7 separate regions of the Homo sapiens genome follow, and regions 1, 2, 3, 5, 6 and 7 are each linked to region 4. The links are chromatin loops, found by intact Hi-C in ENCODE. Cell type or tissue: endothelial cell of umbilical vein. All regions are shown on one strand. Region 1 has its middle 260 kb from the start of LINC02852. Region 2 overlaps MCTP2 (multiple C2 and transmembrane domain containing 2). Region 3 has its middle 150 kb from the start of LETR1. Region 4 has its middle 81 kb from the start of LINC02852. Region 5 holds the start of LOC105370988 (a long non-coding RNA gene). Region 6 has its middle 18 kb from the start of LINC02852. Region 7 overlaps LINC02852 (long intergenic non-protein coding RNA 2852).

Evidence for each region. A loop is a pair of places that touch in the nucleus more often than their neighbours do. Peaks named below come from ENCODE experiments on the same cell type or tissue, not always from the same donor. Only the 100,000 strongest peaks of a DNase experiment are listed, where the experiment ranks them.
Region 1: a loop joins it to region 4, with 10 times the contacts of the local background. A loop is called at or near these places in 17 of 110 quality-filtered maps.
Region 2: a loop joins it to region 4, with 4 times the contacts of the local background. A loop is called at or near these places in 11 of 110 quality-filtered maps.
Region 3: a loop joins it to region 4, with 15 times the contacts of the local background. A loop is called at or near these places in 3 of 110 quality-filtered maps.
Region 5: a loop joins it to region 4, with 2.1 times the contacts of the local background. A loop is called at or near these places in 3 of 110 quality-filtered maps.
Region 6: a loop joins it to region 4, with 4 times the contacts of the local background. A loop is called at or near these places in 3 of 110 quality-filtered maps.
Region 7: it touches region 4 in a loop (7-fold over the local background); 7 of 110 quality-filtered maps call a loop at or near these places.

The regions. Positions count from the first base shown.
Region 1 is chr15:94,843,008-94,847,007 of GRCh38, forward strand. No RefSeq gene overlaps it. Among named protein-coding and RNA genes, the nearest start is that of LINC02852, 260 kb to the left of the region's middle. In endothelial cell of umbilical vein, no CTCF peak of the experiment used is centred here; DNase peaks (open chromatin) are centred at 1,634 and 2,244; H3K27ac peaks cover 3,787 bases.
Region 2 is chr15:94,411,330-94,415,329 of GRCh38, forward strand. All of the region lies in intron 17 of MCTP2 (multiple C2 and transmembrane domain containing 2), which reads left to right. Among named protein-coding and RNA genes, the nearest start is that of LINC02852, 180 kb to the right of the region's middle. In endothelial cell of umbilical vein, no CTCF peak of the experiment used is centred here; a DNase peak (open chromatin) is centred at 1,842.
Region 3 is chr15:95,174,393-95,178,392 of GRCh38, forward strand. No RefSeq gene overlaps it. Among named protein-coding and RNA genes, the nearest start is that of LETR1, 150 kb to the right of the region's middle. In endothelial cell of umbilical vein, no CTCF peak of the experiment used is centred here; DNase peaks (open chromatin) are centred at 629, 1,999 and 2,959; H3K27ac peaks cover 2,830 bases.
Region 4 is chr15:94,668,480-94,672,479 of GRCh38, forward strand. No RefSeq gene overlaps it. Among named protein-coding and RNA genes, the nearest start is that of LINC02852, 81 kb to the left of the region's middle. In endothelial cell of umbilical vein, CTCF peaks have their summits at 2,134 (motif pointing right) and 3,458; DNase peaks (open chromatin) are centred at 2,172 and 3,512; H3K27ac peaks cover 2,219 bases.
Region 5 is chr15:94,790,642-94,794,641 of GRCh38, forward strand. LOC105370988 (a long non-coding RNA gene) reads right to left here and starts at 528. Exons shown (of 3, transcript XR_932644.3): 1 at 166-528. In endothelial cell of umbilical vein, no CTCF peak of the experiment used is centred here; a DNase peak (open chromatin) is centred at 1,770; H3K27ac peaks cover 754 bases.
Region 6 is chr15:94,605,472-94,609,471 of GRCh38, forward strand. No RefSeq gene overlaps it. Among named protein-coding and RNA genes, the nearest start is that of LINC02852, 18 kb to the left of the region's middle. In endothelial cell of umbilical vein, no CTCF peak of the experiment used is centred here; a DNase peak (open chromatin) is centred at 1,960; H3K27ac peaks cover 2,875 bases.
Region 7 is chr15:94,583,375-94,587,374 of GRCh38, forward strand. It overlaps LINC02852 (long intergenic non-protein coding RNA 2852), which reads right to left. Exons shown (of 3, transcript XR_932641.4): 2 at 1,380-1,451; 3 at 138-671. Among named protein-coding and RNA genes, the nearest start is that of LINC02852, 3.9 kb to the right of the region's middle. In endothelial cell of umbilical vein, no CTCF peak of the experiment used is centred here; a DNase peak (open chromatin) is centred at 1,737; H3K27ac peaks cover 1,979 bases.

The sequences.
Region 1 (4,000 bases), 170 kb after region 4:
TAAATTTATGTCTGCCTCAAACTCCTGTTTCTACTATATATTCGTAGCCTCTCAGTTTGGATATCTTACACTATCTTGCTATTTCCCAAGTATTTACTCCAAATAAAGAACAGAATACAATATAAAGTCAACCAATATTCCCTAAGCAAGAGATGCAGTAGCAGCAGTTTCACAAAGACTATCTCATTTATTCCTTTAATAATCCTGGGCAGGAAATTATTAGCAGTCCCATTTTATAGCTAAGAAAACTGAGGCTCTGAGGATTAAGTAACTTGCTTGGGCCACAATCTGTAAGTGGCACTATCAGGACTTGAATAGTGATCTGGCACTAATTCTGGAGCTCTTCCTACCTCCAATTTTTTATTAGTTAATAAAAATAATTCAGAGAGACAATAAGTGCCTTGCATTAGCATACCACAGTCATAACCCCTCAGGTAGTGCTCCATATATGTAATGAACAAATTAATGGATTTACCTCCTACATCTGATTGTGAACTAAAATTGTCACTAATTTTTTTTTCCTGCCTTTCCTTCCTGTTTTCCCTTTGATTTGTGATACACATAACTGGAAAGCCTGTTAAAAGATAATTTTCAAAAAACGATAAAATCATGACTCTCATACAGATACAAATATGAAGACATATTAAAGAATGTCTGTTACTGCTATAATACGAAGGAAAGAGGCAGATATCATAACCAGTTCAAAGGAAAAGTCAAAAGAACATAAATGTATATGGAATATACATAAATGTATAAAAGAATGTTGAGATGAATTGTAAATGGAGACGAAACTTTTCCACCAGGGAGGTGGTGGTGTTCGGTTAACTATATCCTAGAAAGGACACTGCTATCAGTTACCTATAATTTACAGAGTTACCAAATAGCTCAAAGACGGTGAACAAACAGGGCTAGAACTGGGCAGCCAGACAGGTGTGCTATAGATGATGAATATTTTTCCATTGAGACATTTGTATTTTAAAAGGCCCTTACTGTAGTAGAGAAGCTCATTTAGAGTATTACATGCAGTAGATGATAGACAGGTTGTTTGAAATAAACATAATAGGACTAGTCCAATATATAATAGATGTATGAATGAATGGGATGTTCTTTTCTATGCTATTTCCGTATTCTGTGTAAATGATCAGTAACGAACATCCTTGTAGAGCTGGCAAACACACAGAAGCAGCCAACATAGAGAGAATGGGCTTGAAATGCTGCTACCCTGAAGAAAAAAAAATACACATATATCAGCTCATCCTGGTTCCGGCCTGGGGCATGGGTGGGGGGTAAAGGATTAGAGTCCCTTGGTCCTGGTCTGCCATACATAAAGAGTCTCAAATTTATACTGAAAACGTCAGTGACCTCCAAATGAGGTTACACGGTCTCAGCTATACACTCAACGGAATGAAGAAAGAAAAAACACATCACGCAACTTTCAACATGTGTCTCATTTCCAACCACAATTGCTTGGAATTTAAAGCTGGCATTTTTAAAAATCCTGCTAGTAAATAGCAAAATTATATTTATGTGTGTCCCTCGTGTATGTATATTAAGCACATTAATTTGTACAACATGACACTTCTTGCTTCCACATTTCATTTTTCTTTTTGTAACTTATTAACCAGGAGGCTCATAAACGCAAGTGGCCTTGACTCTCCCAGAACTGAGAGGACCTGCCCTGGCCCGAAGCCAAAGGCATTTTCCCCAGCAAATAGCTGGACTTAGGATCCGTTTAACAAAGCTCCTTTAAAAGTCCTTTGGAGTGCGCCGGCCGGTGACACCCAAGAGGCGACCCCTCCGCCCTTCCGCTTTTGGAGGGTGGGCGGCCGGGGGTGGGGGTCACAGTGGCCAGCGTCCCCGGAGGGCGCCGGCTTCCAGGTGCGGGTGGGGCTGCGCGCCCCGCCGGGCCCGGAGAACTTTCACTGGGCGTCCGCGGCGCGCAGACAATGGGCCGGGGAAGCGCCTTATCGCGGCGCGCAGGCCTTCCCCGAGCGCGGCGGGAGGCGGCGGCGCTTCCGCGGGCCCAGGGCCGCCAGTCCCCCGTCCCCCGGTCGCCCGCCGCCCCCTGGCCAGGCCCCGCCGCCGCCGCCCGCTGCTTCCTCCCGCTCTTCCTCCCTGCGACCTCGCGGCCTCCTGGCGAGGCGCGGCCGGCGGAAAAGCTTGGTGGGGTGGCCGCGGCAGCGACACGCGCGGCCGGCCCCGGGAAAACAAAGGGGGGATGTGTGTGGCCAAGAGTCCGGAAATGGGGCGCCGGTGGGGGCCGGGGCGGCGCAGCTCTGCCTCCTGGAGCCTATTGTTTGCCGGGTGCACATGCACACGCGCTTAACAAGAAATTAACACATCCTGCCGCCGCTTATCTATCCATCGATGGCCAAACAGACGGCGCAGTCACTTTGCACGGAGAGGGCTTTTAATGTAATGACCAGGCCGGAGAAGAATATCTCAAGCCCTTCGTAGAAGTTCCTCTTTGTTTCCGTACGGCCCTTGATACCATTTGTGATTCTCAAGCTACTATGACAGCTTCTTAAAAAATGTATTACTTTTTTTTGGTAGGGGGCGTCTTTGAATTTCTTAAAAGGGGGCATTCTGAAGATCCCTTGCCTAACAGATTTTTTTTTCGTCTTTTTGGTACTAATTCTAAAATGATGTAGTTTTATAGTGTGCCAGGCACTATTCTAAGAGTTTCAACTGTATGAACTCTTTACGCTCCTTAACAACCCTGTGAGTTCCGTGGTATTTTTATCTTCATTTTCTAGATGAGGAAAGGAGGACATAAAAGAAACCACGCTGGTAGAGAGGTAGTAAATGAGGCAGCCCAGATCAGAATCCTGGCTTGCCAGCTTGAGTCCATACTCTGAAATGAGGCCTTCCAACTTATTTTTTCACCTCTGGGTTGCCATGATTTGGGTTTTAATTTAATTTTTTTTTGATCACTGAAGTGCAGGACGTTTGTCTAGCCCTTGCTGTTCCTGAACGGGTTATCTAGGGAAGCTTGTAACCGAGCCGAATTTCATAGATCAGAGGAGCAAATGACTTCATTACGCATATGCTTTGCTGTATTAATGACTGTCTGCACGATTTAGGATTTAGGCTGTCTCTGGGTTTTTGATGAAGGGCTGTGGAATTGAAGTGGAATTTGTCGTTTCTATGAAAGGGACATGTTGTCATGTCTATGGCAAGTATTCAAGCAAAATGAGCACCAATAAATTTGAAACCGATTAATCAACCTGGACAATAAGCCAGAATTTCCATTTTCTGGAAATTTTCATCCAAGTTGGGTGAATGTGGCCTAAATTACCCTTTAATGAATGATTGGGTCTCTTTTGTGTAAAGCTGGGCCCTGTGTGCTGTTCTAGAGAAATGCCAACCCAATCTCCTACATTATTCAAACCCCCCGCCCCCCAACCCCAGCAGGTGAGGTCACCCCAGTTAACTCATGCTGAATTCTCAGTAAGGTCCAAATGCTCTTTGGGGACAGAGGATGCACGGATGAATAAGACACTCTTCGTACCTAAAGCAGTAACTCACTGAAAGACAATGACCAATAACTAAAATTCGATTTGATAAGTGCTATATAATATGGGGGAAGAATACACATGAGAAATCTCATATGTGTACTTTCACCTTGGGGTCAGATTACTACAGAGAGGTTCAAATGTTGGCTGGGCGTGGTGGCTCATGCCTGTAATACCAGCACTTTGGGAGGCCGAGGTGGGTGGATCATTTGAAGTCAGGAGTTCCACACCAGGCTGGCCAACATGGTGAAACCACATTTCTACAAAACATACAAAAATTAGCCAGGTTGTTGTGGCGTGTGCCTGTGATCCTAGCATCCGGTGGAGGCTGAGGCATGAGAATCACTTGAACCCGGGAGGTGGAGGTTTCAGTGAGCCGAGATCCCACCACTGCACTCCAGCCTGGGCAACAGAGTGAGACTCTGTCTCAAAAAGAAAAAAAAAAAAGGAGAGGTTTAAATGCTTCGAAACACTCTTGTCTTTTA
Region 2 (4,000 bases), 260 kb before region 4:
TTTCTAAGCTGTCATTTTTATTAGTCTCTCTGGCTGATCTTTTGGGGCTCCCCATCAGGTGGCATGTGCTCGCCATTGTCTGGCTGTGCTTGGCAAGCGGAGGGCCCTTTTATTGCTGTGTGATGTGGGCGTGCTTGCTGGGGTAGCCTGTAATTAGACCCACCACAGGTGACAGTTACTAGAGAGCCCAGTAATCGTTCTAGCTGCCTGATCTGATGTTTATGGAGAGAAGCCTTCTTTGTGGTCTGGTCAGGGTTTACTACAGCGTGTTGTACTTTTGCCATTTGATTTATGATTTAGAAAGGTGTGTTTTGTTACTGCTCCCTTTATCTAGGGGTTGTGTCATTGGCTTTTTAAATAACAGATGTGTTTTAGAGGGAGATTTTTATTATAAAGCCTGATCATCCCCATCTCACGTATACAAAAAAAAAGATTTTGATATTTAATCAAAATCAGGTTCAATATGTAATCATCTAAGCCTTGCTCTTGCACAGTGTTTACTGACTGTTCTAGTCTCCCTGGGATTCTCTTATTACCTAAATCCATATTGGTTTTGGCCTTTTAAAATGACTTTTCTATTGCTTCCCAAGCTCTTTAAAATTTCTGTTTTAATTCATTGTCTGGGATGCTTCATTTTGTCAAGGAAAAAACCCAAAACAAAACAGAAATATACTTGTGGGCCCCATTGGTGTTAGGCAAGACCCAACAGCTGTTGTTTTTAATATAGGAAAGATGGAGCCACAGAATGAGGTAGGAGGGGCTTTCATGGTCAGTCTGAGGGGAAGAAGAAAGCTGCAGGCTTCAGAAAGTGATTTTCCCAAGGCCTCCTCATTTGTTTGAATAGAGGATTCTCAGTCCTACACTACTTTTACAATGCACGGCTTGTATAGTCATAAACTTTGAAATTACGGTTTTAGTTCTTGAGTACAAACTGCATATACACAGGATCCTTGGACTCTGCTTTTTTTTTTTTTAGGTACATTTTCCCTCAGGTCTTACATTTGAGTAAAAATAGTTTGTGAGTCTGTGGAGTTGCTATTCAGAGTGGTAACATGCCGTAGGGAGATGTAAATCTGTATTGCTACCTCGTGCTCACTTGACTGACTCTTCCGTTGGAACAGGTGAATTTTCCTCATCAAAATGTTGTGTCCATGGTGATGAGAGTAATGAAGATGATAACGATGATCACAATGATGACAAGGATGATGATGATGATGAACGGTGTTTTTGTGTTTGGGAGGTGTTTAAGTTTTGACTTCTGCTCTAAAACCTTGCTCTTTATTAGGCTTTAGCGATGCTGTTAGTGAAGCCTTGTCTTACATTGTCTTCTCTTTAAGGAATAGAGTATTGCTTCTTCAGCTAAGTATGCCTTTGTTAATAGCCACATTTCTTCTGCTCTGGGTTAAGCTAGGTACATGCAATTATAAACATTTTGTGTCCCATAGCAAGAGCAGTTTTCCTTGGAAATCACCGAGACCCTCAATTTTTTTTGCAAGGAAACTTTTATAGGCTAATTCATTACCCCCATCCCCAAATTCTACTTTTCACAATAGGAAAATGCATAGTGTGTTTAGCTGTGAAAAAAAATTAGCCGACTGTGGCCTCATTAACTGCACCTCTTTCGGCAAATTTGATTTTGCATTTCATTGGCGATTTTTACATTTTTGATAATCTACATGTTTTCAAAAAATTGATTTCCTGGAAATTTAATCAAAAACAGGGTTGGGGAATAAGAGGAGGGAGAGAAAAAAGGAAAAGGAAAGAAAAATAACAAATAGCTTGGCAATCGCTTGAGTTTACTTAAAGATAGTCCTGCAGGTGGCGATAGAAACTCATAAATGATAAAATCCTAAGGTAAATTTCTGTGGGCTACTTCTTGGGGATTTTAATTTCAGCAATTTATTTTTAATTTGATACAATCGTCTATAAGCAGAAATTATTACATTAGTAAAAAAAATTCAAATTTTCATGTTGTGTACTTTTCTGTTTTTATAATAATTTTCTTGAATATTCTGTAGCACATTCTTCCTTATGCAGAAGAAATAAGATCCAGATTACTGCCCAGTTGGTACAGATTTCATTAGGAAAATAACCATTTTAAGGCTTCTTTTTTTTTTAATTTCATTTTTACGTTCTTTAACCTGCAGCTAAAATTTGATGCTTATGTCATTGGCTAGGTTTCACTTCTATAAAGGCCTTTGCTCTTGGGTGTGACATGGCTTGCTTAGGCATGACGCTGAGTGTGTGTGTGTGTGTGTGTGTGTTCACAGAGACATTCCTTCATATCATAGTATCAAATCTAGTTGCTTCCAGAGGCCATTTCCTCCCTTAGTTAGGTGTTTCAAGTTAGTTTTAATGTGACTAGGATCACAAATTTCTTGAAAGCTATTTTATCTAGGGATAAAAACAAAACATAAATATGTATATTTTTAACATTAGACAATACATAGTGAATATGATAACATTTTTTCAATTCTTTTAGTTATTTTGGGCATGAGGCATTGTCAAAGCAAAGTGAAAGCATTTGGAAGACAGGAGATCTTTCTTTTCTGCTAGTTAAGGTTCAAGAGTTTTTAAATTGCTTTTTGTGACTATATATATTCATTTATGGTTTTTTAAGTTTGAATCTGAAAATGCAAACTCTAAAGGATAAAACTAATTTTCAACTTTCCTATTTTCTTGTAGTCTCATTTAGAAAACCTTTGCAGTGTACATTTTCAAGGTGGAGCTGCCTTGATTCTAAGAAAATGTAATTATTTTGGTTTAAACACTTTAGGCTTTAGATGTTGAGTGTCATCAACAGATAACTGTGATGGTCTTGAGCAAATTATGTGAATTGCAGTCTCTGCCTTTCTTCTGAACATTTCCCTAAGTCTTATGGTAAAGTTCAAACCAGTAATGTCTTATATGCTGTACCCTTGGATCCAGAATTTTTTTTATGATATAATAGAAGAGGCAGAAAAAGAAAGAAAAGAAACCTCTGGCCTTCTTATATTCTGTTTCAATTGTTCTTCCAATTACTCATGAGGGAGAGGAGTGGAATGCAAGTCAGACACTCTGAAAACCTATTTTGCAGCCTTCATATAAAAAATATTCAGTTCTCTGCTCTGTTAGCAGCTGACCAAAATCTAATCCGTTAAAAAATACATCGTGGTAAGCAGTTCTTGAAAATGTTTATAATAAATGGTAAAAGCCAAGCTTCCACTGTGAGATTAGCAGTTGGAACAGGACGTGTTCATCAGGAAATAGGTTATTGCCTGACTAGTGTGTCCTGCAGAGTAACCTGCAGGATAGATGAAGATTTAAAAGCTTGCAGTGCAAGGATTTTATTTGATTTTCCCCCTTTGCTTTCTTTTGCATATTCCAGTGTTGTTTATCACTCATGGTATTTTTCCCAATGACTCTCTTATGAAGTTCATTTTACAAACAAAAAGTGTGGCATGTTTTGGGGGTTGGTTCCATTCACGCCCCATGATCATCTAATGACCTATGGGTATTAATGTTGCTAATACACTTTTTTACATTACAGACTTCGTAGCTTAAAGATAAATGTGAAAGAATATTTTCCAGAGATCTGGACCTACCACCAGCTTCCATCTTAAAGATACAGGAAGTGCTGCAGAGAATTATGGTGTCTTTCCTGCTTTTTGCTTGACTGCAGTCCAGCCTGAGAGTCAGTGGACAGTAGTGCTCATGAATAATGCCTTCTATGTGGATGATACCTACAGTAACACAGGAGTGACTAAGAGATCAAATACACTGGCTAAAAAGCCTTAGGGAAGCATTATGTGTCTGAGGTCTGATCTATTGTCTGGGAGGTCGCAGAGTGTTAATGCACTCTGCAAAGATTACACTCCCTCTCTAATTGCTCAGACACTTCCTTAAAGGATTTAAACAGTCAGGAAAGGTGACGCTCCTTGTCAATTTTTGTCTTCTGCCTGCAGTTGAAGTTTATCTGTCTTTCCACTGAGACCACTAGATCAAGTAACCTAGACGGTGT
Region 3 (4,000 bases), 510 kb after region 4:
ACCCAGTGGGAGTGCTCAGTCTAAATTCTGCACAGCCATGTCAACAACCAAATTCCTAAGAATTTCTTCCTCATTGTCCCAGTGAGGCCGCAGCAGGATCAGCTACTGGCTGGGCTTTTTGGACACCACCCACCCCCGGCAATTTACAGCTAGCAAAGAGCTGTAGATGGAGTGACAGCTGCCCATGCCAACACAGTCACACAGGACAGGGCAGCTTTCCTACACCTGACTGGGCCTCAGCCTCATGGACAGGAGTGACATTACAGAACGTGCAAGGTCTCCAAACAGCCCTTCTCCTCCAGGTCACATTGTCACCTTTTTTGCTTGTGCCAAAGTCCTTCCCAGATGTCTATGCAACGGAAGTAAAATTTATACTCGTGGAGCCTTAAAATGCTGACATTCCATGTTTACAGGGATTGTTTACTCAGAAAATTAATCAGTTACGGTTTTAAATTTTAATTAAATAATGTTTTCCGGTGTTATTGCAAAACAGGCAAAAGCCCATAAAATGTATGTTTGACTGCTGTTGTGTGTTGTCTTTGGATCAAGGCACAGTCTTGAGATCAATCATGCATGATATTTTTGTGAACTTTTAACAGGACAAACTTTCACATAAATTTGGTTCATTAAAATATGTCCATCAAAATAAAAGTCATTCTGAGAAACTCTCTGGAATTTCCTTTTTCTTTCTAATCGGCAACAAATGATTTTGTACTTGTCCTGTAAATAAAAATATGGGAGGGAGGTAAGCAGACACTCAGTTGTGCAATAGACTGCTCTTTGCCAATGAACCAGAAGTAACTTCATAGGAAGTTATCCATTCCACTCACATATTGGTCAAGAGAGAATTATTGGTTCAGTGAACATTGGCATGGTGAAAATATTTTGGTTCCAGATGGTGATGTGTGCGAGGCATATTCTTAAGCTTTCTCGCATATTTTTCCATTTTATTTCTTCTTTACCTTGTTTTATTTATCTGATTATAAAACAAATATGTGATTCTGATACAAACAAGGAGAAAACTACATGAATTAAGAGATTTAATAACCTCCCTCTTAATAAATATGATTAACACATCTCTATTTTTGTCAGTGCATCTACTAACATCATTTATGTATTTATTTGCATAAAACTGTTACAAATGCCAAATAGCTCACCAAATGTGCATAATCTTTGTCCACGGAGGCTCAAAATCTAGTCCTAAAACTACTGATAATAGTTACTATAATATCTCAAGTTAAAAGAATATATACTAGCCAGGAAAATTTGCAAAATCTTAAAACCAAATTGATTTATCACAGAATATTTACCAGTATAAAAAGTATAATATTACATCTGTTTTATGTTATATATTGCTTAATGACTCTATTTTTAATTTAGTTTTCTTATGTTTTCTTTTTTGTTTTCGTTTTGTTGTTGTTGTTTGAGATGGGGGTCTTACTTTGTTGCCTAGACTGTAGTACAGAGGCATGATTATAGCTCACTGCAGCATCAAACTGCTGGGCTCAAGGAATCCTCCTGCCTCAGCCTCTCAAGTAGTTAGAGCTATAGGTGTTTGTCACCATACTTGGCTAATTTTTTTAACTTTTTTTTTTTTTTTTTGTAGAGATAAGGTCTCACTATGTTGCCCAGGCTGGTCTTGACCTACTGGCCTCAAGGAATCTTCCTTCCTCAGACTCCCAAAGCACTGGGATTATAGGCATGAACCACCATGCCTAGCCCTTTTTAAGGATTTCGCAGTGTATCCTAGAGCTCTTCTAAGGGCAGTACACATAGCACAACGTCATTCCTTTTCAATATAACCTATAATACCATTGGATGAGTCCTCTAGTCATGTCTCTACCTTTTGAAAAACAAATCTTTTCACATTGGCTACTGAGTCATTTGGACATGACCCTGGCAGTCTTTTATAATCTCCTTGATATCTGGTATAACAATATGTTCTAACACCATTTTGTATATTTCCTATGCCAGTCATGTAATCAGCCATTTCTCACATTGAAAAATAAATCTTTTCACATTGGCTGCTGAGTCATTTGAACATAACCTTGGCAGTCTTTCATAGTCTCTTTGATATCTGGTATAACCATATGTTCTAACATCATCTTGTATATTTCCTACTCCAGTTGTGTAATCAGCCGTTTCTCCAAGATGAGCTGGTTCCTTCTAGTAGGGAATTGTACTAAGAGACTGCAATCTGGGAGCTAGGAGTGCTCATTGTTACTGGGTTGATCATTGTGTCTGTTTAGTGGAAAAATTAATAAAATGTTTTGTTTATAGGATAAAATACATTAGGAGTTCTTATTAATACTTCCTATTCAAATTCAGGACTATGAGATTATTAGTGAACCTCGTGTACTCTGTTTCACACCAAGACTTGTGATTTTTAAGATCAGTAAGGATGACAGGATTAGAATATCACTTACTTGTTCTCTTTATTCCACATTACCCCCTAGATCTGTCTCAAAACAGTAATATTAACATGACCACCAAAAATATGATTAGTACTAACAGTTAACATCTTTTTGTAATGCGGTCCTTTTTGTCCTTAAGTTGTTCTCTAGAGGTGTGTGCAAATTTTGTATTTTAACAAAAATATATTCTTACTGGATTATTACGTAATCTGGCAATATGTATTAAGCTTCTTCTAAAAAGACCTCCATATCCATTAATCCAGGAATTATACTTCTAAAACTTTAAAGCAACAATAAAAAAATCTGGACAAAACTTTATTTTCAACAAAAATTTCCTATTTATTAGAGGGAAAAAATAGATGTAGCCTTCTGTCCAAAAATACAAAAGTACTTAATTAAATTGTAATGATTCATCCCTTAGAATATTATGCATGTGTTACAAATAAGTGAGAATAAATAACCAATAGAACAAAATGATGTAAGCATTTTTGTAGAAGAGGAAGAAAAGCAGCAGAAGAATGACAAATGTAAAGATATGAAAATCCCCAAATTACCACTGGAGAGCACTAAAGAACAATCTGAGAATGTTAGACGAAGCCAGGGAGGGGCAGGGATAGGGGTGGGGAGGATCAGGGGAGCTGCGGCTACCCATTCAAACATAATGGGCTAAGGTCTGAGCTAGTTGAAGATGTCTAAGCGATAAAATATTTTTCTTTTTAAATTTTAAACTTTTTATTGAGAAGTAATTTCGAATGCACAGAAAAGTTAGAAGAATTAATACAAAGAACACCCATATACCCTTTAGCCACACTGCCCATTCTTTACATTGTATATTATGTTTATCCCATTTGCTCTTTTTCTTTGTCCATGTTTGTGTATGTAGGTATATCTCTATATGTACCCATTCACAAAATATATATTTTATTTTTTTTCTGAACCATTTGAAGGTAAGTTACATACTTTATGGTGAATAACCTCTAAGTTGCTTGGTGTGTTTTTCTTAAGAATGGAGATATTATATCTAACTATAGTATAGTTATCAAATTCAGTAAATTTTACACTGTTTATTTTATTTAATCAATTATCCATATTCAAATTTTTTCAATTGACCTTATTAATATTACTTATAACATGTTTTCCCTTCAGTGCAGGATCCAGATAAAGGTCAGGTATTGCATCGATCTGCCGGAGCTCTTCATATTCCTTTAATCTGTAAATTCCGTTATCTTGTGTATTGTATGCCATTAACATTTTGAAAAATACAGTCTTTGCCCTTTTTGATAGAAAGGGCCTCATTTTGGATTTTTCTGATGTTCCGTTATGATTATATTCAGGTTAGATATTTTAGGACAGCAGTATGTAAGAGATGTGCTTTCTCATGGTATCACATCTGAGGAAACCAATATCCATTTGTTCCCCATTGGTAATATTAGTTTACATTATCTGTTCAACCAGCTATTTGATTTCTCCACTTTAAAATTATTCTATATATAGTCAACTTAAAGTAGTCTGTGGGGAGCCATTTTAAAAATCAGGTAAATATTCTGATCCTTAACAAAATGTTACCTCTGATTTAGCAACAATTG
Region 4 (4,000 bases):
AGGTAAAGGAGAAGTAGTTCTCTTGTGATCACAAAACGGCAGAGCTCTGTAAGAAGTTGACCCTTAGTGCAGTGCTCTTCTATTAATGCAATCAGGTGCCTGAGCAGGATTGGCCAAACCTGACCTTGGGGGCCCATTCTGGGTTGCCTGGACAACAAGCTAGCCAGAAACAGCAGCTCTTACTCTTAGCAGGAAAGGGCTCTTCCTCACACAGGGGACTGCAATACCTTACTACCTGAGTTCTCCAGGTGTGCACAGCCAGCATTCCCTGACAACTGCAAAGTGCAGGCCCCTAAGAGCCTGATGCCTGAGGATGACCAGCCCACCCCATCCTCCTCAAGGCTCTTCTTACCCTTGCCCTGTCAAAAGAGACCTACATGGGCTGAGCACCAGGTGGCTCACACCCGTAATCCCAACACTTTGGGAGGCCAAGGCGGGCGGATCACTTGAAGTCAGGAGTTCGAGACCAGCCTGGGCAACGTGATGAAACACTGTCTCTACTAAAAAACAACAACAACAACAATTAGCTGGGCATGGTGGTGGGCACCTGTAATCCCAGCTATGCGGGAAGCTGAGGCAGGAGAATCACTTGAACCCAGGAGGCGGAGGTTGCAGTAAGCTGAGATGGCACCATTGCATTCCAGCCTGGGTGACAGAGCAAGACTCAGTCTTAAAAAAAAAAAAAAAAAAAAGAAAGAAAGAAAGAAAGGAGACCTACATGAGGCAGGATGGAGGGCAGAGCTGTGGAGGATGGAATGGTCACTGGAACACAGAATCCCACTGCAAGTCCTACAGCTTCTCTAGGGGACACCTAGAAAACCGGGGGGGGCCTTGCTTTCTTTTTGCTACGCTTGGCCTGATGTAAGCTTTGCCCAGTTACATGTATTCTTAGCCCACTTTGTGTGATCTTTTGAAATGTGTTCCCAACCCTGACACCTGACAGGTGGAGATCCATCTGAGACCTACCTGGCAAGGCACACACTTAACCTCTGACCTTTAATTTTCTAATTGCAGACTAGAATTTTATCTGCTTCTAACTACTTAATAGGTTTCCAGAGAAAAATCGACGTGTGCTTTACTTATGGGCGAGGTCCTTGAAATTAAAGCATTTTATAATTCGGAGCATTCGGGTTTTGTGCCTTCATACAAGAAGCTCACTTGGCGAAAAAGTATCACCTCATTCTCTTGCTAATTCTGGGCTTATCGCACATTCAGTGTTCCATAAAGCTTGACTTGAAAGCTTTCATTTCAAACCCAATTCATATGAATTAGTGTACTACTCAAAATGTCAGGCTGCTAATAGGACATACATAGCAACTGGAAATTGAAATAAGTGCATTTTAATAGAGCTCAGAATTAGGATTTCCTCTATCTGTTTGACGTAGTATCACAATTATAATTGAACATAATTTTTTTTTCTGTTGGCATTTAATGATCCTCTATCTAGAATTATCAATCATCCCGAATTCATTATACCATTTTTCAGCGGTAAAATGGAAAAAAAGAAAGAAATTCAAAGCTTTTTAATTATGGTATGAACATGGAAAATCATGTCACCTAATACAGATTAAGGGAGAAAATGGATGGATCTAAGATTACTCAATTGATCATTCTATCGAGTAACCAGTGAGATCCCATGTAATTATGGCATTACATAATAGTTATTTTCATTATGTTTAATTTTATATGAGAAAAGTTTTATGTTACCTTTTAATCTCTAAAATATAGTCTAGTTAATTATTGACAATTATTACTTTTTGAGCTTTTGATAAAAGTGAATTTCTTCTCCAACCCAAATGCAATATTTATGAATGCTTGGCTGCCCTTAATATCAGTTTTTCAAAAAGTTGTGGACATTTTAAAGTAATTACTGCTCTTCACTTTAGCTTTAGTTGAACACCTGGGTCTGACTTGAGGGCTCCAAACATAAAATAAAATAGTACAAAAGTCAGAACTGCTGTCAAAAAACAATTAGAAAGCATTGTATTCTGGGCCATGAGGAAGTTAGATTATTCAGTTTCTAATTCCTGTCAGGCACAGATTCTAATATGAATGTGGACATTTCCTTATTATCGTAGATTTCCTAGACATAACCCTATTGTCAGTGATAGAATTCTTCCAGGCTGTTCCTATTTCTGTTTATAACCAGAAGAGGGCAGTCAGGTTCCATGATTCAGAGATAATTGCCACTGCCTCAGAAAGTAAGATTTCCAATAAATCTCAATGATTGGAATTACGTTTTCCTTTAATAGTATTAAAGGGCGTTTATAATTACCTGAAGAGTTTTCTGCTTTTATTAAAAACCTTACAACCTTGGTGAGATGGACACTTTCTTCAAAAGAGATGAAATGAAGGTATATATTTATTTGGATTATTTCTCCCTTGAACATGTTATTTCTGTTCCTATCAGCCTTCTTCAACATTTAGCTGGCACATGAGGGAGGGAGAAAATCTTATCATGTAGATAGTCCTCCTAATTTATAACTTTGTGGCATTTTATAAGTAAAAAGATATCTATTGTACAAGGCAAAGAACATTCATCAGCACTTCAGTTTCAAATCAAGAAGAGAGAGAGAATTAGAAAAAAAAAAGATTCACAGCAATTGAAAAACAGATATCTGCCAGAGGAACTTAAAATTCCAAAACACTTCTAGCAACACTTACTTACCATGAGAAAAAAATAATTACACTTCTAAAATAAAACTTTGAGTAAAACAATGTTAGAAGAATGTGATGTATTTTTTTCCTCCTGAGATCTCTTCTATAAGCAGTTGAAAGAAAATAAACATAAAGCTGAACACAAAATACAACAAACATTTCTGCTACCTTTTTCTCTTCTTTATTAGTAATAAAACCAGAGACTAGAAACCCCCTAATTTACTGAAAATAGAAAAACAGATATATCGGAATGAAAGCTTGAGTATTCAAAAAATAAATTATTTTTAAAGGGCCAGCCTTAATTTTAACATATAAGAAAAAGTTAATTTCAGGACGTAATTTCAATAAAACGATAGCCACAAGAGTTAACCATAATTCAGGCTACTTATTCTTGTTTGTATTTGAAATGTTCCCTCTGTGTTAATAGTGCTTCTAATGCTATTTCTAGGTGATTGTGCAGGGAATCAGTACTGTCTGATGCGGACAAATATGTGTATACTTGTGTTTATATGTAAACTATATATATATACGTATGTGTCATATGGCTGTGTACATTTCTATCAGCTACCTGCCTACAAAATAGCTCTCTCATGGTTATGGAATTCACCAGCCCCGCATGCACTCCTCTTGAGGCCTGTGGATTAACCAGGAATCCAGGTGATTTTCTATTTGATCCATGCCTCCAGCCCCTGGCCCACCGTTCCTGTAGATGCTGCCTCCAGAAAGAGCTGCCTCTGAAAGTGACCTTGCTCAGCAAATGCCTATTGGCTTACACAGAAGTAGCAATGCCTTTCCCAGAAGAGGCGCTGCAACTGGTGCTGCTGTAAAGATGGGTATGGGATCTGGGGTGGGAGGGAAGAGAGAGGAGGGAAGCAGCTTGCCAAGTCGCTTGGGCTACTTATAAACAAACTCAGCCATTGTTTCCCAAACCCTTTACAGTGGAGAGGGGAGCTGGACACACACTGTGTCCTGGACTCTATTTATGTTCTGTGCTTGGGGAGAGCTGCTTTTAAGAGACTGATTCGGTTTGGAAGATGATTTCCATCAGCTACTTTTAAAAGATACGTGCTATTTCAGCACAAAGCTGAAGCCCCTGTTAGAGCTGCACTAGGGATTAGGAAACGGCGTGTATTTTAATGCCTTATGAATAGGAGTAGCTGATAAAAGAGGCTCTTGTTACCACTGCTACATTTAAATGTGAAAAGCAGCTGCTTCTAGGGAGGAGGGGGTAGGGGAGAGGAGAAGAGATATATTATTTTCATAGGGATTTAATTTTCAGACTACACTGAAACCATAGAATACCAATGGCCATTCTCTTATCGGCAGCTCTCTAATCGTACTG
Region 5 (4,000 bases), 120 kb after region 4:
GACAAGGAAAGTTGAAAAAAAAAAGTCAAGGTTAAAACCATCTTAGAGAACAATAACCAATAGCCAGTAATTAGGAATTTGTTAGATAACAGAGGACTTGGAGGAAAAAAAAATGCAAGGAATAAACAGGACTGGTGACAGGGAAACATGGAGAAAAACACTAACCTTACCATGGGAACAGGACCGTGGAAATGCTGGCTGTCTTTGAAGGAAAGACCATCGTTTACTGGAGCACTCGCTTCTTTCTCCACATGTCGTGTTTGCACATCCAGTCATTCCAGCTCTTAAAGAAGTAGAATTTTACCTTCCTTATGATGAACCCTCAACAATTGTTACTTGTACAGTGTAGGCTCTTAATTTGTTTTTTTTTGATGGATTGGAAGAAGGAAGAAAGAGGAGAGGAAAAAGTTGTGTCAAGAAAGATGGGCTGATTTAACGTGAAAGTCACAAAAAACAGGCTTAAGAATTGAGATTTCAGATGTTAATTAGAAGGGAAGTGGTGATGTTAAGGAATCTTACATCAATGGTAGAGGTATGAGTGAGTCTGTAAGGTAATCAGAGAAAAGAACAAGCTACAGCAGATATTGATGACTCATTCTGGTAGTGAAAACAATAGAAAAATAGACTAGCAATTAGAAAAGCTCATAGACGAAAATTGCAGTTTTCTTTTTATTTCTAGTAAAAAGGAAATATGGATGTAATTAATAGCAGAAATCTGGAGAGAGGAGGATACTTAAGAAATTATAAAGGGACAATTTCATACCACAGATCGTTTTAGAAAAGAAGAGAACCACCAATTTCTCTAAGACAGAAAATAATTCAAAGATCTTTCTCTCTGATAGATTCAGAAAGAAAGAGAGCTGTTTGGTGGTTAAAAAAAGAAGAGATGTATTCATATAAAGTCTAATACATTCAGTGAAGAATTATGTGGTGATTGTGGTTCATAGGTACTTATTAAAGTGTTATGGATTAGCATAAGTAGAAGTTATTAATTGATTGAGGTACATTACTTGGAAACAGTGCCAACTCATGTCTTTGAAGCTCAGGCTGAAACACGCAGCCCGGGTTCTGAAGAGCTGTCCTGTGCATTACCAATTGGCTATTGCCCAATAAAACATTGTAAAACCAATAGCTGTCATAACCCTCCATCATAATTTCAATCAAAAATCATGGTAGCTTTTGGGAGTGAAAACAATGTAAGCTGGATTAGTAGTAGTAGTGATCAGTCAGACACATTTAACATGGTTTTGGTTAACTGGTAGTGTTAATAAACAAGTCTGTAGTCCTTAGTCACTTGGCAAAATACAGTTTGACAAAGATATTCATCTTCTATTGATTCTGAATATAAGTTTCATGCAAATATAGTGACCTGGGTAGTAAGAAGTCATCATATGCGGGGAAGCTGGGCAGAGAGGGAAGTTGGTTGTTTCTCTCTGACCAAGCACAAGGAGGTGGCTATGGAAGTGAGGATCGGGAAGGTACAATAAGGCCAGAGTTAAACTTCAACTCAATCAAGACAAAGAACAGTGGGAAGGTGCCATTTGTCCACATGGGCAAAAAGACCATTATCTTGGAATCAGGATCTCAGATGGGAAGCTGACATAAAGCTTAGGGCTCTATGCAAAAAGCTTGTGGGCTAGAAATCAGACTCCTAAAGCACTGACTCATAATTGCAGGCAGCAAGAGCACTGCAAGGCACCTCTATAGCAGACCTAAGACTTGAGCAACGATAATGCCAACAAAAATAGTACCTTAGATGAGCACAGTGCTTCATGCTTATAAACGCCTGTCATATACACTATATCATTCCATACTCTTATAACAAAGCCAGAGAGTTAGATGACTCATATCCACAAAGTGAATTTGGCAGATAAAATCAGGACCTGGGGCTTCCATTTTATTCATTCATTAATCCACTTACTCAATCAATTTAATTTTGCTCAACCTTATACCTAAGGGCTTGGTAACCCTGGGGCACCTGTATCTGAGTGCTGGCTGAGTTCCCAGGTAAGAAGCAAATAGGTACACTTGGGAAGTGGGAGCAGGGGACATTAGGTGTCAAGGACTAAGGCAATTCCTGGTATGCTTGTGTTTCCACCTCATTTATGTAGGCTTATATCTTTTTAAACTTATGAGCAGTTTTTAAGATTTGGTAAATCCTACAGCTGGATAATAAACTCGAGCATATAAATTTATGATTTGGATACTTTTAGCTTTATGAATGTATTAGTGTAGGTTAGAAATTCATGTGGAAAAAAAAAAACTACCAGATGAATTCTCCTCTACCCCTTTCTATAAAACCATGTAAAATGGAAAGAACTGTCCACTAATTTCCTGTAAGTTACATAAAATTGTCTGTTGTTGTTATAATTCTGTAGGCATCACACTACCCTAGTAAAATGATGTATGGAGCAATCGTCTGGTAGGGGCTGATGGGATGTAAATGAAACTAATTAAGGAAATGTCAAACATAATTAATAAAACAGGTTTAAGTTGCAAAAGCCCTGTCAGTGGAATGAATGGGGAAGAGCACCGCTTGCCCATTGTTGGGTGCACTCTCTCCCCTCTTGCCTCTGCTCTCCAGGCTTTATTTAGCACTGTTCAATTAGATCCTGGAAAGCTACTTGAAGCTCACTTTTCTACCTCACCTTCTCTTAGCTTGATCCCACAGAGAGGGAGGAATATAAATTTGCCTGTCGGCTTGCAGCTTGGAAAAAATTAATTGCCAACTCCTCGTCTTTTCCAAGTACTACAGGACATTAACATAACCAATTTGCTTGAACTCCTCACTGACTGCCTAATAGAGCATCTGACCAGCTGATAAAACCAGGGTGTTGCTGATGCTACCTTGTTATTATTAGCATTTGCATAATATCCAAATATTACAGTGGCATGATCCAAGGGCTCCATTTATTATTGATAAGAACAAAAAAGCGGGGGGGTGGGAGTCATTGAAAATAACAAAGCGGGTGAGTGACCTATAATTGTGGCAAGCAAATTAAGGTATGCGGTAGAGTCAGTTACATTTGCCTAGGAGTAATGATGCCCAAGACCTTTTTCTTCCCCGGGGACTGGAAAAATAATGGATTCCCTTGCAGCTGCAGATGGGGTAGGAGAATGCTGTCATCAGGACATGTTTACATAAGTTAGGCCGAGCGTGTGGCTGTGAGCCCTGCCTGTAGTGTTTGAGTCAGCTCCAATCATTTCAGCCACTGAAGCATAAGTCACTCAGAAACCCACTGGTTTCCGGGAGGGGTGGGTCACAGGAGCAGGAGCCAGGGAGAAGATCCTTGTTTGAAAGTCAACAACTGCATTTGCAAGGAGCGTTTCAAGCCCCTTCAGTTCGCAGACAAGGGTGATAACCTTGAAAATCAGAGGCCAATCAGCTTTTAAGTGAAAAGATAAAGATGAAATGTGGTTTCTGTTAACTTACAGACCTCCTGGCATCCTCACTCTGGGGTATTTCAATTCAGTTCATGTATGCACGCACACACACAGGCACACACACAGACAGAGCTGTGCAGGTATTTAATGTTGTTTAACAAATGTTAATTGAGCATCTACACTTACTGCACCTAGTACCGGGACAAAGAAGAATAAGATGTAGTTCACATTCTCAAGAATCTTAAAAAGTCAATTTTGAATTCAAATGAATTAAAACAAACACGTAGAGATTTTATTGGTAAGCAAATTTCTCTCCACAAAAGCCATTTATGACAGACACATTGAGGCTTGATATGTATCCGCTATATTCAGAAGTCTAATTTCAAAAAATAACATTAATTAAGCAAACACTGGTAATAGCACGAAAGGTATGTGTTTGCTTTCAGTGAAATGTTAATAGTCATTATTTGTTCTACTTAGTAAAGAAATCACAGGAGCCTATCATGTTATGCCAGAGAAGCAAGCAGGTGCTCGAATGCTAAGTGGGTCAGGCCAAGTGGACACAGACTCAGCTTGCAGAGGAGGCCATTGGCCACATTTAAGATGGTAATGGATC
Region 6 (4,000 bases), 63 kb before region 4:
TCCCAGGACCTCTCTTGTCTCTCCACCCTCTCATCTGTGAGCTCTCCTGCCACCCTTCATCGGTCACTGGCCCATCGTTTTAGTCTTTTGCCTCATCAAGGAGAACCCGCGATCTGTTTTGCCCACGTAGGTAAAATGCGTTGAGAAATGTGCCTTGAGCTGTGGCAAAGGCTCGCGAGTGGTAAGGGGATACGGGTCTTGCCCAGCTCTGCCATTCAGGCCTGGGACCTTGAACAGGCACTCAGTCTCCCTTGGCTCCATTTCTTCCTCCATAACATGCTTCTGTTGAGCCAGATGACATCTCCAGTCCCTCTGAGCCCTAAGGGCACATGGTCCTATGTCTTTTTGAGTTTTCATTCCCAGTCTCCCACAGGAAACAACACAGCGAAGTCGACAACCTTGAGGTAACTTATTAGTTAACTGTGACTGCCCTACCCTTAGAAGAAATGGCACTTCATCAAAGAGGGGAATAGAGTCAACTCCTGTGGAAAATGTTCTGAATGGTGTGCTCATGAATTTCGATCTTTGACTGGAAGCCAATATGAGTGAACAGCTTCAGGACAAGCCTCTTACATTAATCACCTCATGACTTTAACTGAGAAATTGATGAATTGAATTGAATGTATACCTGGGTTCCCGGGCAGCAAAGGTGCTGATGGAACTGGTCTTCTCACCATTTTCTTTGAAAGAGAAAGGAAATTGCACATGGTCCATGCTCACATCCAGGAGACAAGTATTACATTGCTCCTGAAATGGAACCATTCCTCTCTGATCATTGCTTTTCTCCATGGTTATTTCTTAAACATAACTTTGTTTATATGTAACCCCAAATCAAAGAAAACTAAAACACCTCATGGAAAACAAAATTGCCTAAGTATAACACAAGAACAATTTGCTTTTCACTGCATGCAGGGTTGCTTCTCTGCCCTGGCTGGTTGTGAGATACTTCCAGGGAACATGTTTCAGGGTATGAGAATGAGGCCAGTGGCTGCTGATGTTAAAAGGACATGGCATCTGCACTAGGTTGGAGAGGGGGCTGGTTGCACAAATTAAAGTCAAACACATCACAGTCTGATCAGCAGACATGGGCTTGAGTGTGTTGTCTAGGTTTTTTCTTTTCTTTCCTTTTCTTTTTTACTACCTCCCAGTAACAGTGAGGCAATTAAAAAAAAAAAAAAAGACAACTCCATTTGTCTCCTATCATCATTTCTTCTCACCTTCCCTCATCTTGGTTCCTCACTCTATTTATCTGGGAACACAAATTACAATTGAATATGGGAGAAAATTTAAATATAGGTAGCTATTTAATCTGTCTTTGACTCATTCTGGATAACAGAAATTTTCACCCAAATGGAGCTGGAGAATATAAACCCACTGAGGAAAAAAAAAAAAGGCAAGTGTATCGCGTTTGGAACAAAATTAGGTCTCTTACTGCCAAAAATCAGAAAAATATGTTGGGTTTTTTAAAAGACAGATTTAGAATTTGATACAGACACCATTTCGTGTGCTGGAGGATTCCTCTCAATGGGTGAGTTCACCCATGAAGAGCTTTAATTACTTGATATTTTAAAAGAGTTCCCTATTATACAAGAGAGAGAGGAGAGACATTTGTGTGGGAGAAGCCTAAAGCTGTTTGTAGGAGGCAGAGAGTTTAAAAGGTAACATCTTTAATGAACAAATTTTCATTCCCACAGTAAGAAGCTGTTTTTGAAATCTTCCATGGCCTGCTACCAGGGCAGGGGGAATAGCTCCATGAGAAAGCAGGGTTGTGAGTCAAGCTTACACAACCAGTAACCACTTGTTTAAACCAAGCCAAATGACAAACCCCATCAAATTCTGTTTTCGTGGTTTTATTATTATTTTCTCACATTAATTTGTCCTAGAGAACACCGTGCGAAGGTCTCACAGCCCTGGTACAAGGAGGAGCTACCACAAAAACTCAGAGGGGCTGAAGTGGCTTCCTGCTCTCCTTCCGGCCTGACACTTCCTTTGTTCCTATAATCTCAAAACAGCTGTTTCCTCTGGAACCACAAACCCCAGCTGGCGGCCTCTCTACCTCCTGGATCCTGCTGCACATAATGTACATCAAATCTGAATGTTGATATGAAATCTTCTTCTTTTTCCCATCCTCCTCCCTCCCAAGCTCCCCGCCGCCCTCCTCTCATCCTGTATTTATGTTGGCCTTCACTGGGAAGGGGAGGGGAGGAACAGTTAGAAAAAAAGTGATACAAGCATTTCAGATCTTCCAAATGGCAAAGCGAATTATCGAAAATATTTAGAATCTCAGGTATCTCAGGTTGGGAAACATGTTTCCAGAAACCTCCTTTGTGAGACAGAAATTGACAGTCAGCCTTACTTTTTGTTTGCTTGTAAAAATCAGTACCTTTTAATAAACAATATATTAGTTATCTGTAGCAGAAACTGGGCTCTAATTTCACATAGGAGATGCAATGAGCTGTGCATGGTAGTTTTCCCTTGAAAACCATACGATTTTACTAATCGATGTCTTCATTGAAACTTTTGGGTAAAAAAATAAGGAAAAGGCTAGGTTCCACTCAGGAAAAGGTACTAACAAGTTTGGAAGAAACGATACAGAGAAGAAAATAATTGGAGAAAATGCAAGGCTGTATTTGAATCACTGCAAAACGATGGCTTGTTTATCATAGTCCTTAATGTGTTGATGGAATGAGGGGTAAGAAAAAGTCAAAGGGCCTGTGTATTAGGGAATAGAAGGTGGGGGAATGAGGCAATGAAGGCCCATGGGTGGAGGTATACTAGGGTTCTTCAGAGGAACAGAACGAATACGAGATAGATAAGTAAATAGAAAGACAGATAGGAAGAGATTTACTACAGGAATTGGTTCGCATGGTTATGGGGGTCGAGAAGTCCCATGATCTGCCATTTGTAAGATGGAGAACCAGGAAAGTTGGTGGTAAAATTCAGTCCAATTCCAAAGGAAAGTTGGTGGTATAATTCAAAGTCCCCCGTGAGAATCAGGGGGCAGATAGTGTAATTTGTGGTCTGAATCTGAAAGCTGGCAAACTGTAAATGCTGATATCTGAGGGTATAAAAAGATGGATGTTCCAGCTCAAGCAAAAGGCTCAAATTTGTCTGTCTTCTGCCTTTTTGTTCTATTCAGTCCCTCAAAGGTTTGGAGAAGTCTCATCCATGTGGGGGAGGGTCATCTCCTTACTCAGTTTGCCAATTCGAATCCTGATTTCTCTCAAAAACACTCTTACAGACACACCCAGAAAAAATGTTTTACCAGCTGTCTGGGCATTCCTTCACCAGGTCGACACATAAAATAAACCATCACGGGAGGGATGCCGTGTGGGTGAGCTGGGAAAGGAAGTCAAGACGATGGGAAATGACTTGACTAAAAACCTGGAAGGGAAAGCACAAGCTTTGGATTTGGGACAAACCTTAGAATTCATGAGTGCTGCCCTATTAACCAGAGCGCACAGCGAATTCCAGAGAAGGACATGCTCCAGGTCACTGAGGGCCCAGGAGCAGGCAGGAATAGAGGCAGGGCTAGTGCCCTGTCTCTCCTCCAGCATGCCCTTCTGCCTCTGGCGTTTTCCTCTCTGAAGTTTATGTGGGTGATTCTTATGTGGTGTAATGGTTAGAGGCCCGCACTTGAGAGGCAAAAGATCTTAGCTCTTATACTTATTATCCATATGATCTAAGGCAAGCTATTCTAAACTCTACGTGCCTCAGATTTTCTAACAATAAACAAGAAATAAATTGCATCTGACTCCTTCGGCTATGGTGATGATAATCAAGTACTTAACCTAATAGCTGCACAAAGACAACTCAAAAAATGTTTGCTTTATTATAATAATACTACAAACTATTATTATTATTAAAAAGGATATATTTAGGTTGGTAGAAGACTGACTTAGCTACAGTTAATATATTCCCTGAAAAAAATGCAAAGACATGAAATTAAGCAAATAAAGATATCAAAGTGATATTAAAGAGCAATTGAGAACAGATAAGG
Region 7 (4,000 bases), 85 kb before region 4:
GTATCAGTTTCTTCATCTGTAAGATGGGGATAATAACAGTACAAGGCACACAGAGGTACTGTGGGGAGTAAATGAAATAATGTATGTAAAGTGCTTAGAGTACTAATGAACACATATATAAGTATTAGACATTCTTATTTTTATATTATATTAAAATAATTACATGGAATAGCTACATGTGAGAAATCCCCTCTATGCAATTTAGCTCTACAGTTCAGAGGGGAAAGAGCGCTTCCAAATACAATAACCTTGGAGGTTGCATTTGGATTAACTTTTGGCATGATGAAAGGATTTTGACAACTGGAGGTAGTAATATTTGTAGCAACAACATCCTCTCTTTCTTTAGTCCTTATTTTATGTCACGTGCTCTGCTGAGTCTTTTATATTCATTTTCTCATTTAATACTTGCAAGAATTCTATGAGGTCAAGACTTTCTGAGCACTTTCAACTGAGTCAGTGTTCTCTCTGCCCAAGACTGCCTCACTAATAAGCGGCAGGATAGAGTTAGCTCCAGGTCTGCTACATCTCCAAATCCATTAGCTCCTGGGCAGACCATAAGGTGGAGAGGTGCAGGCGAGATCTGAAGTGAAGTTGACTTCCCAGTGGTTGTACAGATGCTCTTGGCTAACTTGGAGCAGGATGAGAAATCCACTTTAGCACATGCGGTGTGCCTGTTGGGAAGTGTAAGAGAAAAGAGCTGAGAGCTGGGGTGGGCCAGAACCTGAACTTAAAGAATCTTCAAGGCCAGGCTAGAAAGTTTGCATGTTAGTTGGTACTGAATAGAAAACCATTGCAATTCGGGGATTGGGAATAAGCAAGTATGTTTGCCAGACACAGTTATATGATAATTGAAAAAGAGCTTGAATGACCTATAGTTCGGTCATACTTACATTTTAGAAATGGACAATTTAGGATTAAATCCCCCTATAATCTTATATTGTTGGAACTATAGGGTTATTTTTATCTGTCCTGGGAGAGGCTGTTTGGAATTTTAGATGAGTTAAGCAAAAAGGTGCTAGGGAAATGTGAAATTTTAAAATGCCAATTGGTTATATTGAATTACTTGCCTTTGGCTCTTCATTTCTACCTTTTTCACTAATTCAAATGCATGTACCACCTAGGGAAGCATTTTGAAAATGCAGCCAGCCATTCTTTCATGATAGCATGAGCTACGGCACTTCTATAGTGCCCAAAGAAAATTATACTCTGAACGTGGAATTTAACTCTAAATGGAGACCTCCTTATGATCCAGAAAGATCTATCTACAATGCTTTTTCTTGAATATGTAAGCGCCTGAACCTCTCTTCACTGTCATCCGGAAAGTTATATTAGGATGTAAGGGATTTCTGCTCCTCTTTTCTGTTCTAAATTAATCTTACCGTACACCAGGAGCAGGGCGAGTAAGTGGCAGGAGACAGGGACCCATTCTCCAGCTATTTCAGCAAAGCGTGCTGCAAAAGAGAATTCTTAGTTATAGCACTTGTGGTTTAGTTATTGTTTTAATGAGCCTTTGCTGTGTAACCACAGCACCATTATGACCCGGCCACACCACAAGAAAAGGAAGTTCCCGTAAGCCGCCTCCTCACTCATCTTTTCATGTTGCTGGAAGTCAGCTCCTCTTAGCGGTGTGCAGCTTGGGCTTCCGGAGTTGGCTGGGTCTTTGTGCTTATCAGCGATACCCTCCTGTCTCCCATCCCTCCCTCTCCCTCTTCCTTCTTCCTCCAAACTGCCAGGCCTGAAGTATCAAGGAGAGAAGGCGAAAGGGAGTGTAATGAATCACATGTCTCGGGCCCGAACGGTTGTGGAAAGAAATGCTGGGCAGGAAAAGGCAGCACGCCACTGGGATGAGAGGGCCCCCTTTCTCCTCCTGCCTTTGTCTGTCTTAAATAGAAACAGATATTTTTCACATGACTTTCCCAAGAGACCACAGTTATTAAGAAAGTGCCAATAGTATATTTAAGAAAAATCGCACTCAGTGAGGAAGTGTGTGTGTGAATTGGTATGAAACTGTACAGTGGGATTTCATGCACTTTTGGGAAAATTTGTTCTTTGAATTAGGAGAATGAGCTGGATATTCCAAAATAGAAAACAGGGATTCCAGAGCCCCAGGTTTTCTGTCACTTTTGATACACCAGCAGGTGACTTTTAATGACTCGTTCCGTGGTACCTGACTCTGGTCTTCCCATGTGAGCACACGGCTGTGTGGTATAAACTTGACCCCTCCACTCTGCTTGGTTCTGCGTCATGGTGAAAAACGTGGCTTTCAGAGTTCTATGAACCTGAATTTAAATCCCAGTCTCACCATTCTCTAATGGTGTGATATGGGTACAAAGTCAGTAATTTATGAGCCTCAGTTTTCTCAGGTGTACAACAGGGAGCTTCATACCTGCGGCATTAAAATTTTGTGGCGATTAAATAAAACAACATGTGTAAAGTACCAGGTACATAGTAGGGGCTTAATCAATAATAACTGTTCTCGTCCTCCCATTTCTTCCTCCTTTTCTTCCCCTTCTTTCTCTGTTCTCTTTCTCCTTCTCCTCCTCCTGTTTTGGTAATTCTGGGAGCTGTGGAGCATAACACTGTTTCTGCGTCCTGCCATGAGGAGGTCTTGGCCAAATGTAATCTTCCTGGGCATAGCCATATGCACATAGCATCAGCTTTCCAGTAAGAGCTTCTCAGATGAACTCAGAGGTCCGTGTATATCCCTAATGGGAAAAGAGGCTGGAAATACAGTGCTGGTCTGATTCTTTGACAGTTTCCCAATTCCTAGGGCTCCAGCCATACCGAGTCTCCTTGCCTGTACACGGGCAGCAGGTGGAGGCTCAGAGGATAGTAGGCTACACACTTCTTTGAAATACTGTAATTTAGAATGTAGAAGTGAAACATACGCCACTAACCATCATGATACCTTTTTTGTCTGTGTACTAAAAACTAGAATGTTTTAGAAAGAAATATTACAGTAGGAAGGTTAGGTTTAAATCAATTTGAGGCAGAAAAAAAATGAGGAACCTCTTCTTTCTTTCAACAAAGATCCACTGTACACCACTCATGTACCAGGCAGTGGTGAAGTAGTGAAAAACAAGATAGCCATGGCCTCTGCTTCCATATCTGTGGTCCTTAAAGATGGCCAAGAATTTTCTTGATGCTCTGGGCTGGCTCTGTGACTGCTTTGGTCAACAGCGATGTGGTATCAGTATATTAGTCTCCTGGAGCTACCATAGCAAAATACCATAGACATGGGGGCCTTAAAAACAATATTAATTGTCTCACAGTTCTGGAGGTGGCAAGTCCAAGATAAGGTGTTGGCTGAGTTGGTCCCTTCTGAGGCTCTGAAAGAGACTCTGTCCAATGCCTCTCCGCACATCCTGATGGTTTGCTGGCCATCTTTGGCTTGTAGATGCATCATTCCATCTCGGCCTTGATCTCTGCATGGCATTCTCCTTGTGAGTCTTTGTATTGTCTTCTCTTTGTGCACATTTGTGTCTCTGTCACAATGTACCCTTTGTATTAAGGACACTAGTTACGTCGGATGAGGCCTCACCCTAATGACTACCTCTTAACTTGACTATATTTACAAAGATACTATTTCCAAATAAGGTCATGCTTTGAGGTACTGGTAGTTAGGATTCCAATATGTCTTTTCAAGGGGACACAATTCACTCCTAACAGTCAGACCAGCCCTTAAGAGATTGATGACTTCTTCTTCTTGTCTTGAACACTCGCATTTGCAAATTAGCCACCCTGTTTTGAGGAAGCCAAAGGGCTTCATGGGGAGGCCCATTTGGAGAGGACCTGAGGCCCTCTGGCCAACAGCCCCACCTCAGTTCCCAGCAAGGACTGCCAGCTGTGTGAGTGAGTTATCTTGGAATAGATAACTCACTTCCAGACCTCAGTGGAGCTAACACAGCTGCCCTGTGTATAACAGTCATGTGCTACTGCTAATGAGCCTGACCCAAATTGCATATTTGTGAGCAAAGCAAATGTCTGTTATTGTTTTCAG